2 separate regions of the Homo sapiens genome follow, and region 1 is linked to region 2. Evidence: read pairs that join two places in POLR2A ChIA-PET (ENCODE). Cell type or tissue: K562. All regions are shown on one strand. Each heading gives the region's core, and the rest is flanking DNA. Links, peaks and the distances in the headings are about the cores only. Region 1 overlaps MAP3K1 (mitogen-activated protein kinase kinase kinase 1). Region 2 has its middle 11 kb from the start of GPBP1.

Region 1 (7,841 bases), core at 1,717-6,716, 310 kb before region 2:
AGATGGGTTAAAATTTATTTCATTCCAAATTAAAGAATCCACCAAGAAGTTTCCTCCATTGCAGCATGTACACTTGGCCCGTGGAGAACTAGTCATTCATTATCCAGGGGTGGTATAAAAGTGGCTGTCATCATCTAACAGCTTATCAGGGGACCCGTGTACAACTTGTTAGGTTGACTTTTGTTGCTTCTGCATCCCTGTCTTTCTTCTAATTTCTCTCTCTTCTCCCTTATTTCTGTCTCAGTGTTTCTACTTATTACCTTGCTCTGTTTCCGTGTTAAGTGCCACTCTTCCTGCAGTAACACTATTTGTGTGTTTTACTTTCAAACTCTCAGGGAGAGAGCTGACTCAGGCGTACAATACCGTTCAGTACAGAAGGTCATTGGACCAAGGAACATTCCTGGACCAGGCAGCTGTGGAAGCTGGGATGGATTCAGATGTATAAAGCACCTTAAGCATTAGCCACCACCCTTAGGACTGGGCAGACCCTTCGCTTCCCAGAAAGGGGCAGTATGTCAGGTCACTGGGCAGTGTGATAGAACAATGAATAAGAGGGAACTTGTCCTGGAAGAGCTCACAATGTGGAGAGGGAAGCAGATACTTAAACATATACTTAATTTTATGATATATTGTAGTTAATATTTACCATGCAGCGGGAGAGCAGCTAACTGCCGTAGAATGGTGGTAGGAAATTCTTCATTGAAGCCATATTGAGATGGCAAAGGGTATTCCTGGCAGGGAAAAAAAAAAAAAAGTCATCTGCAGAGACGGGAGTAAAATATCATGGTATATTTATGAAGTTTTTTTGTGCTATGAGAAGAGGGCCATAGTTGGTATTTAAGGGGCTCCAGGAAGAAGGTCTAATTTATGGTACTGATGAAGATGATTAGACATAGAACCAGGAGAAAAAGACCTCATAGAAGAGTAGAGGAGAGACCTACAAGAGAGTTAGCACAATCAACAGTGGCTGACACCACATTATAAGGGGAGGACTGACTACAGTTTCCCTGAGAAGGGACCCTTGAAGCATCTTGGTTTTTAACAGGTGAGTTTTGTAGGTCTAGGAAGAGTCTAGCACTAGAAACCTAACCTCAGGGAGTAAGCGTTCTTGAAGTTCTGTGTCAGGTCACAAATTCATTCTTAGGAATGTCTAGAAACCAAAACCAAGAAACCTCATGTTTCCTAAATAAACAGGAAATGAAGATAAAGCTTGATCTGTAATAGTGCTTAAGTTTCTCTTATTTTTCTGACCACAATTTTATTTATTTTTAAGTCTTCAAGGTAGTTTCTCAAAACACATTGTTTAGCTGAAATCTGTTATTTTTTTAAGGTCAAAAGTGTATACACTATTATTTAAAATAGGTATGTTTCTGGGTAATGTTTGGCAAAAATAACTCCCCGAAACATTCACGTTTAACCAACATGAGTTGGAGATGGCTCTCATCTCCCAGTGACTTCACAGCTATCTGTTTAGATTAGCTTTGGTTAAAAAAAGATTTTTTTCCTGCTATGGCTGTGATATCTTAATTGGATGATAAATCACTGCTATATACATACATACATACACACACACACTCATCTAGTAAAAATGAAAACCCTATATATGCCTGGCTTATGGAAGATTATATGTTAGGATTATAACAAAAACAATACAAGTATGTAAAAAAATTTTTCACAGTTTGGTTCTGTTTCAGAGAGAAATTAAACAGAGTAGATGTGATTTATTCGTGGCAAATACAATAGGATTTACTATATATTTCATTGATTCAAAGATCCCAGTGGTTGTAAGTTGTACCATTATTTTATATACTATGAAGGAAATAACACCTGCCAGTTAAATTATAATAACTTTTGATTGCAAGAGGCATTCATATTTCAGATATTAAAATGTGAAAAAATACACATTTTAAAATTAATGACATGTAATTATTACAAAGAGACTAGGAAAAACACTTTGGTTTATATTTGCAGATTAATTTAGGAACAGTGAAAATTGTTCTGAACAACATCTAAATTGCAAATTTAGTCTTAATTAAATACAGAATTATAAAAAAAGTTAATAAGAATAGTCATTAAAATTTAAAACTGGGAAGGCTGTAGGACTGCCAGAGTTAATAAGTGATCATTCACTTAATATATGTTCATACTTATTATGAGCCAGACATGCTTAGATGTTAGGTGTATAGATGGCGATAACACGTGGTCCCCTCACTCATGGAGCTTACAGTTCATAAGAGAGGAACAGTTTGCAAACTGCATTAACCATGTTAAAGGAAAAATACAAGTGCTGTGAAAGAATGGAACTGGGAGTTCTTAATTGAAATTGGGAAAGTCTCTGAGGAGTTGAGGAAAATCTAGAGAGTGGGTAGAAATTAGGTAAAAAGTAGACAGAGAAGGAAGCAGCCTGTCCAGAAGCCCTGAGTAGGAAAGATCTTGGGGTTATTGAGGCAGTGAAGAAGGGGGGTTGCAGGTCTGATGACAGGAATTGAGGTGAGACCACGAGGTGCAGGGCCACTTAGGTTGGGCTAAACATTTTGGATTTTAGTCTAAGCCCGGGGGGAACCACTAGAGCATTTTAATGGAGGAAGTAACCCTGGCTGCACTGTGAAATCTGGGTAAGATTCAAAGTTAAAGAAGCCTCGTTAGGAGCCTGTTGCTAGTTCAGAGCAGGTTTAAGAGCAGCTTGACCTGGATGGGCGTGTGAATGGAAGACATATTTTTTAGAAGATTATTTGACAATATTATCAAAAGTCTTCATTTGTGTACATTTTTAACCCAGCATTTCCATTTCTAGGTGTTTATTCTAAAGAAATAATTTAGGCCAAATGTGGTGTAATCCCAGCACTTTGGGAGGCCGAGGTGGGTGGATCACCTGAGGTCAGGAGTTCGAGACCAGCCTGACCAACATGGTGAAACCTCATCTCTACTAAAAACACAAAATTAGCCAGGCGTGGTGGCACATGCCTGTAATACTAGCTACTTGGAAGGCTGAGGCAGGAGAATCACTTGAACCTGGGAGGCGGAGGTTGCCAGTGAGCCTATTGCACCATTGCACTCCAGTCTGGGCAACAAGAGCTAAACTCCATCTCAAAAAAAAAAAAAAAAAAGAAAGAAAAAAGAAAAAAATAATCTCATAGTCCTTAAACATAAATAAGGTAAAACGAAATTTAAAAAAGAATCTCAGATGTGTGTAAAAGTTCAGCTACTAGAATGCTCATCCCTATTATTTATGATAAAAGAAATTGGTCTAAAAGATGACAGTATTTTCAAACAAGTGGAAAGGAAAGAGACACATTAGACTTTAAGGAGGCCATGCCATCCAGAAAGATTTGTTTAGACAAGGAACATCCTTTGTGTGTTTGACTCAGGGCCAGGAACAGAAACTGAAAATCCATAGCAGAGAAGAGATACTCCTGAAACAGATTTGGGGGAAGAGAGATAGCTAGGACCAGAGGAAAGACTATCAAGCACCTTGGTCTAGGAGTGCAGGAGTTTCTGGTATAAAAATGCACTGCAGTTCCACTGTGAGGCTTATTTTTTGGAACTAGCCTGGGAACCAAACCACCTCTTGCAACATTGTTACTGGAGGGGGAAAGCGCTTTTAATACTAAAGACTTGGAAGTGAATTTTTATTATGCAGTCACCACATAAATTCAGTTGCCTACAAAGCTGAGCCTCCTGGAATACCAACTGAGCAGGATGGACTTTTTTGGAAGACACTTTATCCCCTGTGTTCTTCACCCCTACCTCTCTTTCTCTGCCTTCCTCTCCCTCCTCCTTTTTCTCCTCCTCCTTTCTTCTCTGCCTTCTTCCCTTCTCTCCATCCCCCCTTCCTCTTTCCTTCTTTCTCCTCCCTCCCTCTCTTACTTTCTTCTACACATCCCCTAATATTTATATTTTATAATCAGCATAAAAAGCAGCCAAGCACATATAAGTAAATTAGATAATCCTCCTTTTTTCATACTTTTTGAAAGTCTCATATTGCTTCTATATAACAGTATTTGTGTGTGTATGTGTGTGTAAGGAAATATTTTACGCTGTGGTCTTAATGCCTATTTGCAAGTTTCAAACCAAATGTTATGTATTCTTTGTATTTCTAAAAATGTCTAGGCCAGTTGCTGATACAAAGATGTTTAATATGTTGCCTTCTACTTTCCTCACAGTCTTGATGCTTCAGTGAAACGGGTTAACCGTTTCCTTTCTAGTGAATATTTTTTTTTAAGTAGTTTCTTCTTCCTTTGGCTGATTCTCTGAAGATCGTACTTCATAGTTGTGATTAGCTGGAAAATTCCTAGAGGAGTTTGAATTTGTCTTTGTAGTAAACTTGAGGTTCTTGTTTTTGGTATTTCCTTGAGTATTTCCTTTTCCTATCAGTGTAGAAAAACTGTTCTCTAGCTTTAAAGACTTTTCAAAATAGTTACTGAAATTAGCTTAGTATTTTTAAAGTTGTTACTAATCCCAAGGTGCAGTTGCTTTAACTGCATCCTTATAAATCAGGTTTTCAAATCTATGCATATCGTGTATGCATGTATGCTCATGTGGATATGGGTATATTTTAAAATTAGTGATTTTCGTGAGCTTGATGCTTTGCCTGTTAGGCTTTGTAGAGTTAATTCTCAAACGTTCTTAGTTTAGAGATTGTTTTATTCTGGTAAATCCACACCATTTTATGGAGTAAAGATCAAATGTTTGTACTGGATAATTTTTATTCTTTATAGAGTACCCCAAGTGCTTTGTTATGAAGTCACTGTTCTATGAAAATAAAAATTTAATCATGTAGGCTATGAAAAATTGTTTTGGGGTCATAGATGATGTAGTTAAGTTTCACTTCACTTATTAAATATTTATTGAGCTTATTTCAGATAAATCAGCATATCCACCAGATTCTATCTGTATTGACTTAATTTATTGGAAATCCTGGGATAAAAGTGTAGTAATACACCCTTCTAAATATTTGTTATTTGGGTGGTAGAATTAAAAACAATGCAGTCTTAGTGAATATATTTGTTAATATAGTGCTTAATGTCTTGGGATTCATTTTGTTAACTACAGTGGAACATAGGTCTGCATGATATATGTCAGTAGTATATAATTCAGAATCTTTTCAAGCTTTAAGTCATTTGGGGTTTTTAGCAGTTATCTTTTTTATTACATGTCCGTTGGAAGTATAAAATAGAACCATCCATTCTGTTTGTTCTTGGAAATTATTTTTCATATATACATTTCTCATTTTATTTGTTTCTGCCTGCATTTTAGTCGTGAGATGGAGAATAAAGAAACTCTCAAAGGGTTGCACAAGATGGATGATCGTCCAGAGGAACGAATGATCAGGGAGAAACTGAAGGCAACCTGTATGCCAGCCTGGAAGCACGAATGGTTGGAAAGGAGAAATAGGCGAGGGCCTGTGGTAAGTGGCTATGGGTTACCAGTTATAAGGAAGAAAGCATAGGAGGAAATGGAAAAGTAAGCATAAATAGATCCTCTTGTAAGCTTTTCTTCTTCATTTTAAATGTAGTAGTTTTCTTTACTTGATATTGTGGTCATTTGGAAGAAACCATAATTAAAACTGTGCTCATTAAACAACTTAAACTATTCTGGGAACTTAACTGTTGTGTTTGGTGGAGGGGTAAATGCTTAAACCAAGACTGCCCTCTCATGTCAGTATCTAAAATCCTTTCATTGGAGTTTTATACTGTACTTGTAAATTTTAAAAAGAATTTTTCCAGTTTATTTTAGATGTTTTATCTCTAAGACAGGATCCAAGGATCTTAATTTCAGAAATCTTCTAGGAAAGAAAACATTTAATTGCAGTAATTCATAAGTGTAATGATTGGGTTTTCACATGCATGCATAAGATGTGCGTTTCTCCAACTTTGTTACAGTGTCAGCATGTTATCCTCATTTGACATGAAAAAATGTTTAATAGACCTATGGGGATTAAGATAAATTAAAAATGTGTGGGGTTTGATGAAAGAAAATCTAGAGTCCTAGATTTTAAAAAGCAGGGATACTCTGTCCTTTGCTATAGGTATAAGAATATATATTCTTATAAGAATACCATCATGAAATGTGTGTCTTCATTCTTACAAAGGAAGAAGTATTACAGTATCCTAGCACTAATCTCTCTCAGCAAGTTTTTATTTTGTTCTTTTAAAACAGATATGGCAACTTAAAATTCATCTAAGCTTTGACAAGGGTCTAAATACACCCCTGCCAAGTGATTGTCTGCCCTACATTCATCCCATATGCCTATTTAAGTTTACATTTAAATTAATTAGATGTAAATAAAAGTAAAAATTTAGTTCCTCAGTCTCACCAACTACATTTCAAATGCTCAGTAACCACATGTGGCCAATGGCTACCTTTTAGGCAGTGCAGTTTTAGCACATTTTCACTGCCTCAGAAAGCTCTCTTAGATGTGTAGTACTGACTCGTGTCTGACTTAAATAACTCAATAATCCCTGTGGCTTTCGATATCCTCATCACTGAGCTGCAGTCTGTCAGGAATATTTTACCCACTGGTTCTCATTCTAACCGATGGAATTATACAGAATAAATCTAATTGTTCCTTTCCATACCAGCACTTGGTAAGTTATTATGGGCCCGTGAGTCCTTGTCTTTACAGCTAAGTTTCTACATTTCTTCCATTTATTACTCACGTGAGGTGGTATGGTGGGAACCCCTCACCATTTTAGCTATTCGTGCCAGAAGGTGAATATGAAGAAATTAAGGATTTATCTTAGAGAAGAGAAAGTGCTATTGAAACATCTTGTAGAATGTTGGCAGTTAAAAGGGCATATTACTACTCAATCAATATAAAGAACTTTTGAACAAGCAGAGCCATCTGAAGTTTGAATGTGCTGCTTTCTGAGCTCCTTTAGATGGAGGTGTTCAAACAGCCTAAATCTTTTGAGAATACCGTAGGGCATAAATCACAACTTTTTAAAAATGAGCCAGCTATTTGTTCTTTATTATACATGAACTAAGAATATCCAGTTCTCTAAAACAAAATTTTGGTTTTTATACTGTTCACTTTCTAGCAAGTACCAAAGTACCTTGTCTGTATATAAGACATGAGTGAAGAGGGAGGAGATGTGTGGAATAAGATGCATAACACATAGTCCTTAAGCTTAATTATGCCACCCTACATTTTATGATTTACGGATTTCGTATTATCCTTAGGAAGTTTACTGTTTACTTGGGAGGTCTGATTTTGTTTGTTTTTATACTTTAAGTAAGTTGTGTCAAATCATTCTTGAAACATAAAGGGTAAATATCTCCAAATGGGAAAATTAGACTTATACATAATAAATAGAGTAATACATGAAATATCACAAAGCAACTTGTGACTAGGTGCCAAATGTGTGGGATGGGCAGAAGAGCAATAGGGACTTAGGAAAGAGAAGGAATGTCTTGCTGGTAGACTTCAGGGAAGTTTCATAAAAGGAAGAATTTTAACTCAGCGTAGAAAGATGGGTAAATTTTCCTCATGTGAAGGTGTACTGCCTGGGGTGCTGCAGGCTGGAGATGAGTATTAAAATAGGAGGAGAGTGAGTGAAAGCACAGGAGGAGGAAGGGTCAGGCAAGTTTGGTGAACACAGCAACTGGCTATAGAACAGGAGCAGTGGGAGAAAGTCCAGAAAGGTCTGCTGAGCTTCAGTTGTACAAAGCTGTGGAGTTTGGCCTTTGGTCATGGCTAGATTAGGTCTGAAAGCCTTAATTAAAAAAAAAAAAAAAAAAAGGCAGGTCTTGTAAACTGCATTTCTGCTTGAGAAATTGATCTTTAAACTTCTAGTCTCTTTTGGTTTTCTGAGATACACATCTAACCTATTATTGTAATA
Region 2 (7,841 bases), core at 1,200-6,199:
TTTGAGAATTTCTTTGTAGAGATAAAGTCTCACTATGTTACCCAGGCTGGAGTGTAGTGGCTATTCATAGATGGGATCCTGGTGCTCTACAGCCTCGAATTCCTGAGCTCAAGGGATATTCCTGCCTCAACCTCCCAAGTAGCTGTGGTGTCCCGGGTGTAGGACACCACACCCAACCACTTTGAGAATTTCTAATGTTAAAAACCTTTTTTTAGGCCGGCGCAGTGGCTTACCTGTAATCCCAGCACTTTGGGAGCCCAAGGTGGGCAGATCACGAGGTCAAGAGATTGAGACTATCCTGGCCAACATGGTGAAGCCCCATGTCTACTAAAAATACAAAAATTAGCTGGGCATGCTAGCGCATGCCTGTAGTCCCACCTACTCAGGAGGCTGAGGCAGGAGAATAGCTTGAACGTGGGAGACAGGGGTTGCGGTGAGTCGAGATCACGCCATTGCACTCCAGCCTGGGCAACAAGAGCAAAACTCCGTCTCAAAAACAAACAAAAAAACAAAAAAACTGTTTTTTATGTAAAGCAATGATTCCTCCAGCTGGCCATGTGTGGTCTTCCCTTGGCCCCTGGTTTCCAGGAGTTTCCAGTGACCCACCTCTCTGCTGGAGTCACCACATCCTTACAAGTGGTCTTCTTGGTGCAAATCCAGCTCCCTTACCCCAGTCCATATTTGGCTTTGGCTTATGAATAACTCACGCATCCTCTGCCCCACCAACCACTGGGTGCAGACCGTTCCCAACACAGTCCCCTCTCTTAGCTCTTTTGTCAGAAAAGCAGGTCAATACAGCCTTGCTGAGTCAGGTGCTGTGTGGCTTCCAAGCTTCAGGGGAAAATGTGAACCTAGCTCACTTGTTCTTCTAAAGCCCTTTAAACAGGAGGCTTGGCGGGGCACGGTGGCTCACGCCTGTAATCCCAGCACTTTGGGAGGCCGAGGCGGGAGGATCACGAGGTCAGGAAATCGAGACCATCCTGGCTAACACGGTGAAACCCCGTCTCTACGAAAAATACAAAAAATTAGCCGGGCGGGGTGGCGGGCGCCTATAGTCCCAGCTACTCGGGAGGCTGAGGCAGGAGAATGGCGTGAACCCGGGAGGCGGAGCTTGCAGTGAGCCGAGATCGCGCCACTGCACTCCAGCCTGGGCGACACAGCGAGACTCCATCTCAAAAACAACAACAACAACAACAACAACAACAACAACAACAATAATAATAATAAACAGGAGGCTTAGCTTGAGAAGGGGCTAAGCTCTAGCCTCCCCTTGCCCATTGCCCAGGGCATTTGGCTAGTGGGGAGAGCATCACCACACTAATACAGTGTGTGTTTGAGATTCATTTATTTCCTACTTAGAACCAAATTTTGACTTCTATAAACAGAGATGAGGCCATGGGTATCTTGCTCCTTGTTGCATCCTCAGCATTTAGCCCAGTCCCTAAGTCAGAGTAGGTTGTATATGACTAACTGTTTAATGGATGAATTACTATGCCATTAGTAACTAAGTTTTCTGCTTGTAAGTTAAAGCAAAAAACAACACAGAAAATTTTAAGTAATTTTTCTGTTTTCATTTTCTTTTTCTCATCCTCCAATTTTACTTTTTCATTCCAATTCTACTTTTCTCTTAACCTTTGATACACCAACTTTTTTTCCTCAAATTGTCTTTTTTCACCCATTCATTTTACACTTCTAGAAGTTTGGCTGGATTCACCTTTTGCAGTAGAAAAGAATGCTAACTGCAAGGAGACTTCCCAGAGTCTTCCTCAGATTGCCTTTCATTATGCTGACGTGAAAAGAGCTTCTGCTTTGGGTGATAGAGGAAAATTGGATAGGATAAATTGCTTCCTTTTCAATTATATTCCACAAAAAGGATCCTGCTTTTAAGGGAAACTTATTTATAGACAGAGCCAGTGATTCTGATTCTTCTTTGGGCTAGCCATGCTGTTGACACAAAAAGAAAAACACCAGAATTGTTACACTTACCTTATAGGTTGTTTCAGATGGCCAGTTTCTTTACCAAAAGCTGAAGGTCTTCCTCAATAGACTTTGGAGATCATGGATGAAAGAAAACACTGCATTGTATCAGTCAACTTACAGGACAAGGGCCCTGAATTCATAGGTGCTCCTTAGGATGAAAATGACAGAAACCCAATACAAACTAGTAAAGAAGTAAAGAAAATGTATTTACTTCCATTACTGTGAAGTTCAGAGATGATCACTGCTTCAGGAAGGAAGGACTACATTCAAAGACTAAAAAATATGTCAATGCTCTGATTATTTTTGTTTCTGAGAGCTACATGGCAGACAATAGAAATCCCAGATTTTGTCGACTGGTGATCCCACATTTACAACCTCTCAGTTTTAGTAACCCCAGTAGAAAGAGAATGTCTTTATGAGAGCATCTCTGGCAAAGTCCTACACAAGGTTATAATTGGTCAAGCTTGAGTCACATCCTCAAATTGACACTGTGGCCATGAAGATGGAATTTTTTCTTTTTTTTCTTTTTTTTTTTTTGAGATGGAGTTTTACTCTGTGGCCCAGGCTGGAGTGCAGTGGTGCAATCTCAGCTCACTGCAACATCTGCCTCCCCGGTTCAAGCAATTCTCCTGCCTCAGCCTCCCGAGTAGCTGGGATTACAGGTGTGTGCCACCATGTCTGGCTAATTTTTTGTATTTTTAGTAGAGATGGGATTTCACCATGCTGGCCAGGCTGGTCTCGAACTCTTGACCTCGTGATCCACCCTCCTCAGCCTCCCAAAGTGCTGTGATAACAGGAGTGAGCCAACATGCCCGGTCGAAGATGGTATATTATCCTTTTTTTTTTTTTTTGTTTTGAGATGGAGTCTTGCTTTGTTGCCCAGGCTGGAGTGCAGTGGCACTATCTCGGCTGACTGCAAGCTCCACCTCCCAGGTTCACGCCATTCTCCTGCCTCAGCCTCCCGAGAAGCTGGGACTACAGGTGCCCGCCACCACGCCCAGCTAATTTTTTCTGTATTTTTTGTAGAGACGGGGTTTCACCGTGTTAGCCAGGATGGTCTCGATCTCCTGACCTCGTGATCCGCCCGCCTTGGCCTCCCAAAGTGCTGGGATTACAGGCGTGAGCCACCGCGCCAGGCCCAAATATGTATTTCATAATATCGCAATGTCCCAAACTGAACTCATGATTTCCATCTTCCACCTAACTTGTTTTTGGGCCTCAGTTAACTCAGGGAATGCCATTAACAGCCAACCAAGTGCCTAAATTAGAAACTGGGTGTCATCGCTGACTTTTTTCTGCCTTGTCTTCACAAACATTGAAACATCACATTTTCTGAGTTCTATATCCTATTCTTGAATCTGTTTATGTTGCTCCACCACTCTCTGCTCATTCATTTATTCACTCATTGAATTCCCCATGAAACCTAGAGTGCAGTGGGTGAGGCAGATATTAAATAAATAATCTTATTTTTTATTTTTTATTTTTTTAAGGCAGAGCTTCCTCTTGTTGCCCAGGCTGGAGTGCAATGGCTTGATCCGCCTCCCAGGTTCAAGCAATTCTCCTGCCTCAGTCTCCAGAGTAGCTGGGATTACAGGCACCCAGAACCACACCCAGCTAAATTTTGTATTTTTAGTAGACACAGGGTTTCATCATGTTGGTCAGGCTGGTCTTGAACTCCTGACCTCTGGTGATCTGCCTGCCTCGGCCTCTCAAAGTGCTGGGATTACAGGTGTGAGACACTGAGCTCGGCAAAAATTTTTTTTTTTTGGAGACACAGCGTTGCTATGTTGGCCAAGCTGGTCTCTACTCCTGGCCTCAAGCAATCCTCCTGCCTTGACCTCCCAAAGTGCTGGGTTACAGGCGTGAGCCACCATGCCCAGCTAAATAAACTTATAAATTATTAATAACCTTAATTTATAAGTATGATCAGTGCAATAAGGGAGAGTAGGGGAACTAGGTAGGTAGTCAATACAGCTGTCTATAAAAGTGACATTTAGGCTGTGACTTAAAAGCTTGTAAGAGATGGAGACAGAAAGTGGGAGAGTACATGTGTTCCAGGCAGAAGAAACAGTTTGCGTAATGATTTTCATCAGGGAGAATCATGGTGTGTGGGAGAAACCAAAAGGAGGCCAGGGGAGTCCCAGCCACCATCATCTTTCACCTGGATTACTGCAATAGGTTTGTAGCTTCTTTCTCTTCCTGTAGCCTCATTTTCCTTATCTCTTTTTCAGGGGATCACAAGAAGGCTCTTTTGAAAGCATGAATCCAATCATGTCTTTCTCCTGCTTAAAAGACTTTCCAAAGCCTCCAGGATAAACATCTAATCTTCCTAGCACAGTGCTGAGGCCCTTGTGATGCGATCTCAACCCTCTCTGGGTTCCCAGCAGCCTGGGTGGTAACAGTCATTTCTCTTTGCATCTTTGGAAATGCCTTGCTGTGGCCTTTTTTTTTTTTTTTTTTTTTTTGACGGACTCTCACTCTGTTGCCCAGGCTGGAGTGCAGTGGCATAATCTTGGCTCGCTGTAACCTCCACCTCCTGGGTTCAAGTGATTCTCCTGACTCAGCCTCCAGAGTAGCTGGAATTACAAGAGTGCGTCACCATGCCCAGCTAATTTTTGTATTTTTAGTGGAGATCGGGTTTTGCCATGTTGGCCAGGCTGGTCTCCGACTCCTGATGTCAGGTGATACGCCTGCCTCGGCCTCCCAAAGTGCTGGCATTTCAGGCATGAGCCACTGTACCCGGCCCCTTTGTGGCTTATTTTTATCCTTGTGCTTCTAGTTGTGCAACAGCATCTACCTGGAAGGCCCCCGCCCCCTGGAATTCTGTTCAATTTACCAGACTCAGCTTTTAAAACTTTTTCTTGAAAAGCCATCCCATAGCACCCTGTACATGCCTCTAACACAGCACCTAGCAAAACGTCTTGAAATGTATTCACTTGACAAATATTTATTGAATGGCTACTATTGCTAGGTACTGTAGGGTACAGCAGTGAGTGTAGATATTTTGTCAGTTTTATCTCTCAGGTGGTAGGAATTTGGAGGCAGGAACTATATCCTAATCATTTGTGTATCCGCAACAGATAGCACAGCAACAACACTTAATATGAAATAAATCCAAAATGAACTGAGCTAGGATTCAAGCCTAGGTCTGTCTAACTCCAAAGCCCACACTCTTTCCACTGCTATGTGGAAACCAGATTAATCTGAGTCTATTAAAGTGAAAATAGTAGCATTTTAAGACAAACGGTAGGGTAGCATGGATCATATCTAATTCATTGAGCAGTGGGTCGCTTGAGCCCAGGAGTTCGAGATCAGTCTGGGCAACATGGTGAAACCCAGTCTTTATAAAAAATACAAAAGTCACTCACAGCCTGGGAAACAGAGTGAGACCCTGTCTCAAAATAATAACAATAATAAAAAAGTTTAATTTTGAAGTACAGTAGGACCTTACTTCTAACATATACTTTTGCTTGATTTCAAAACCACAATGAGATACCATCTCACACCAGTTAGAATGGTGATCATTACAAAGTCAGGAAACAACAGGTGCTGGAGAGGATGTGGAGAAATAGGAACACTTTTACACTATTGGTGGGACTGTAAACTAGTTCGACCATTGTGGAAGACAGTGTGGCGATTCCTCAAGGATCTAGAACTAGAAATACCATTTGACCTAGCCATCCCATTACTGAGTATATACCCAAAGGATTATAAATCATGCTGCTATAAAGACACATGCACACATATGTTTACTGAGGCACTATTCACAATAGCAAAGACTTGGAACCAAGCCAAATGTCCAACAATGATAGACTGGATTAAGAAAATGTGGCACATATACACCATGGAATACTATGCAGCCATAAAAAAGGATGAGTTCATGTCCTTTGTAGGGACATGGATGAAGCTGGAAACCATCATTCTCAGCAAACTATCGCAAGGATTTTTTTTGAGACAGGGTCTCACTTTGTCACCCAGGCCGGAGTGCAGAGGTACGATTTCCACTCACTGCCACTCACTGCAGCTTCCTTGACCTCCCAAGTTCAAGCAATCCTGCCTCTGTCCCCCAGTCCCCCAAGTAGCTGGGACTACAGGCACAGGCCGCCACACCCTGTTAATTTTTGTATTTTGTGTAAAGACAGGGTTTTGCCATGTTGCCCAGGCTGGTCTCGAACTCCTGAGCTGAAGCCATCCGCCAGCCTCAGCCTCCCAAAGTGCTGGGATTACAGGCATGAGCCACCACTCCTGGACTGAATTTTTTAAAAAGCTGATTAGTATGAAAACATGTCCTAGTGTCACTAAAGTTGAAGTGATCTATGACTACTCTAGTTCTGAAACTTAAAAGCTCAATACTAGACACCAAAATGAGAAATCTTTTTAAAAAAATGTTTCTTAGAATAGAGACGGGGTCTTATTATGTTGCCCAGGCTGGTCTCAAACTCCTAGGCTCAAGGGATTCTCCTGCCTCAGCCTCCCAAAGTGCTGGGATTGTAGGTGTGAGCCACCCAGCCCAGCCCAAATGAGAAATCTTTAGTTTTACTTCTATCTCCATTTCCTTTGATTGGCTTTTGACCATGTCATTTAGCTTGTCTGTATCCCTATATGCTCATTAGACAATTAGACTCAATGTTATGAGAAATATTAATTCACTTAAGTAGAGTGGTTGGGAGGGTTGCCACTTAGTTACACTGGGAAGCTATGGATTCAATCAAGTTTCTGAAAAATATGGTGGATTTCCTTTCCTAAAATGGGTAGCCAGAGTTAAAAGTGGAAGATGCTATGCAAAAATGAACTTGGAAAGAAACCTAAGAGGATAAATAAGAGGGAAATTCCACCACGTGTGTTTGCCCTTCTCTTCAATCATTCATTGGCCATACTTCATTCCTTTCACTCCAGAGTGTATTAGACAGAAACAGGAAGTTGGGGTTGCAGTGTATGTTGTCATATCTAGAGAACATAACAAACAGAATACTCCTAACCATGGTCCCACATGTTCATTTTACATAGGATCAGGAAGGAGCAAAGTAGCCCGGCACTGGACTGGGTTTCTTCTTGTGTCACCCAGTCTTTAACAAGATGCAGGGAATCAACTACACCTCCAGGGTTCCCTGTATTCTTTTCCATTTCTAGAGACAAAGGATACAACCTACTGAAATACAGCACTCTTTTGAAACACTACAAAATATATTCTTCACCTTACCTACAAGAATTTACATGTTTACATTCTTGCTGTAGGTTTAAAATAATAAATGTCATTTATAGAGGCAGCGTTTTGAAAGTCACATATTAGGAAAAATTTTTTTTTAATTTTGCTGGTAATTGTGATCATGCTGTGCGTTCTTGCATATACCTTCTAGTACAGAGGGAGAGGCACAGAGGTGGAAGTGCCAATTAGGGAAACTGGGCCACCCAAAACTGGAGCAGGGCGGAATACTTGTCAACCCATGCATCTCTTTGGATTAAGAAGCATGTAGCAAGTCTGGGTGTGGTAGGTCATGCCTTTAATTCTAGCACTTTGGGAGGCTGAGGCAGGAGGATTACTTGACCTCAGGAGTTTGAGACCAGCCTGGGCAACAAGACCCTGTCTCTACAAAAATAAATAAATAAATAAATAAATAAATAAAAGAAAAAATAAATTAAATTAAATAAAAAGAAGCATGTAGTAAATTCTCCAGCAGTTAATATAAAAACTCCTGAAGTGCTGGGTGCAGTGGCTCACACCTATTATCCAAGCCCTTTCGGAGGCCAAGGCAGGAGGACAGCATGAGGCCAGGAGTTTCAGACCAGCTTAGGTAACAGAGATCTACATCTCCAAAAGAAAGTAAGAATTTGGCCGGGTGTGGTGGCTCATGCCTGTAATT

What was found. ChIA-PET counts read pairs that join two places held together with the same protein. Peaks named below come from ENCODE experiments on the same cell type or tissue, not always from the same donor. Only the 100,000 strongest peaks of a DNase experiment are listed, where the experiment ranks them.
Region 1: POLR2A ChIA-PET joins it to region 2 with 5 read pairs; 2 of 35 experiments call an interaction of 5 or more read pairs at or near these places.

The regions. Positions count from the first base shown.
Region 1 is chr5:56,851,344-56,859,184 of GRCh38, forward strand. MAP3K1 (mitogen-activated protein kinase kinase kinase 1) reads left to right here. Exons shown (of 20, transcript NM_005921.2): 2 at 5,257-5,407. It also overlaps the pseudogene LOC124901214. Among named protein-coding and RNA genes, the nearest start is that of MAP3K1, 40 kb to the left of the region's middle. In K562, for the core only: no CTCF peak of the experiment used is centred there; no DNase peak of the experiment used is centred there.
Region 2 is chr5:57,159,556-57,167,396 of GRCh38, forward strand. No RefSeq gene overlaps it. Among named protein-coding and RNA genes, the nearest start is that of GPBP1, 11 kb to the right of the region's middle. In K562, for the core only: no CTCF peak of the experiment used is centred there; a DNase peak (open chromatin) is centred at 4,266.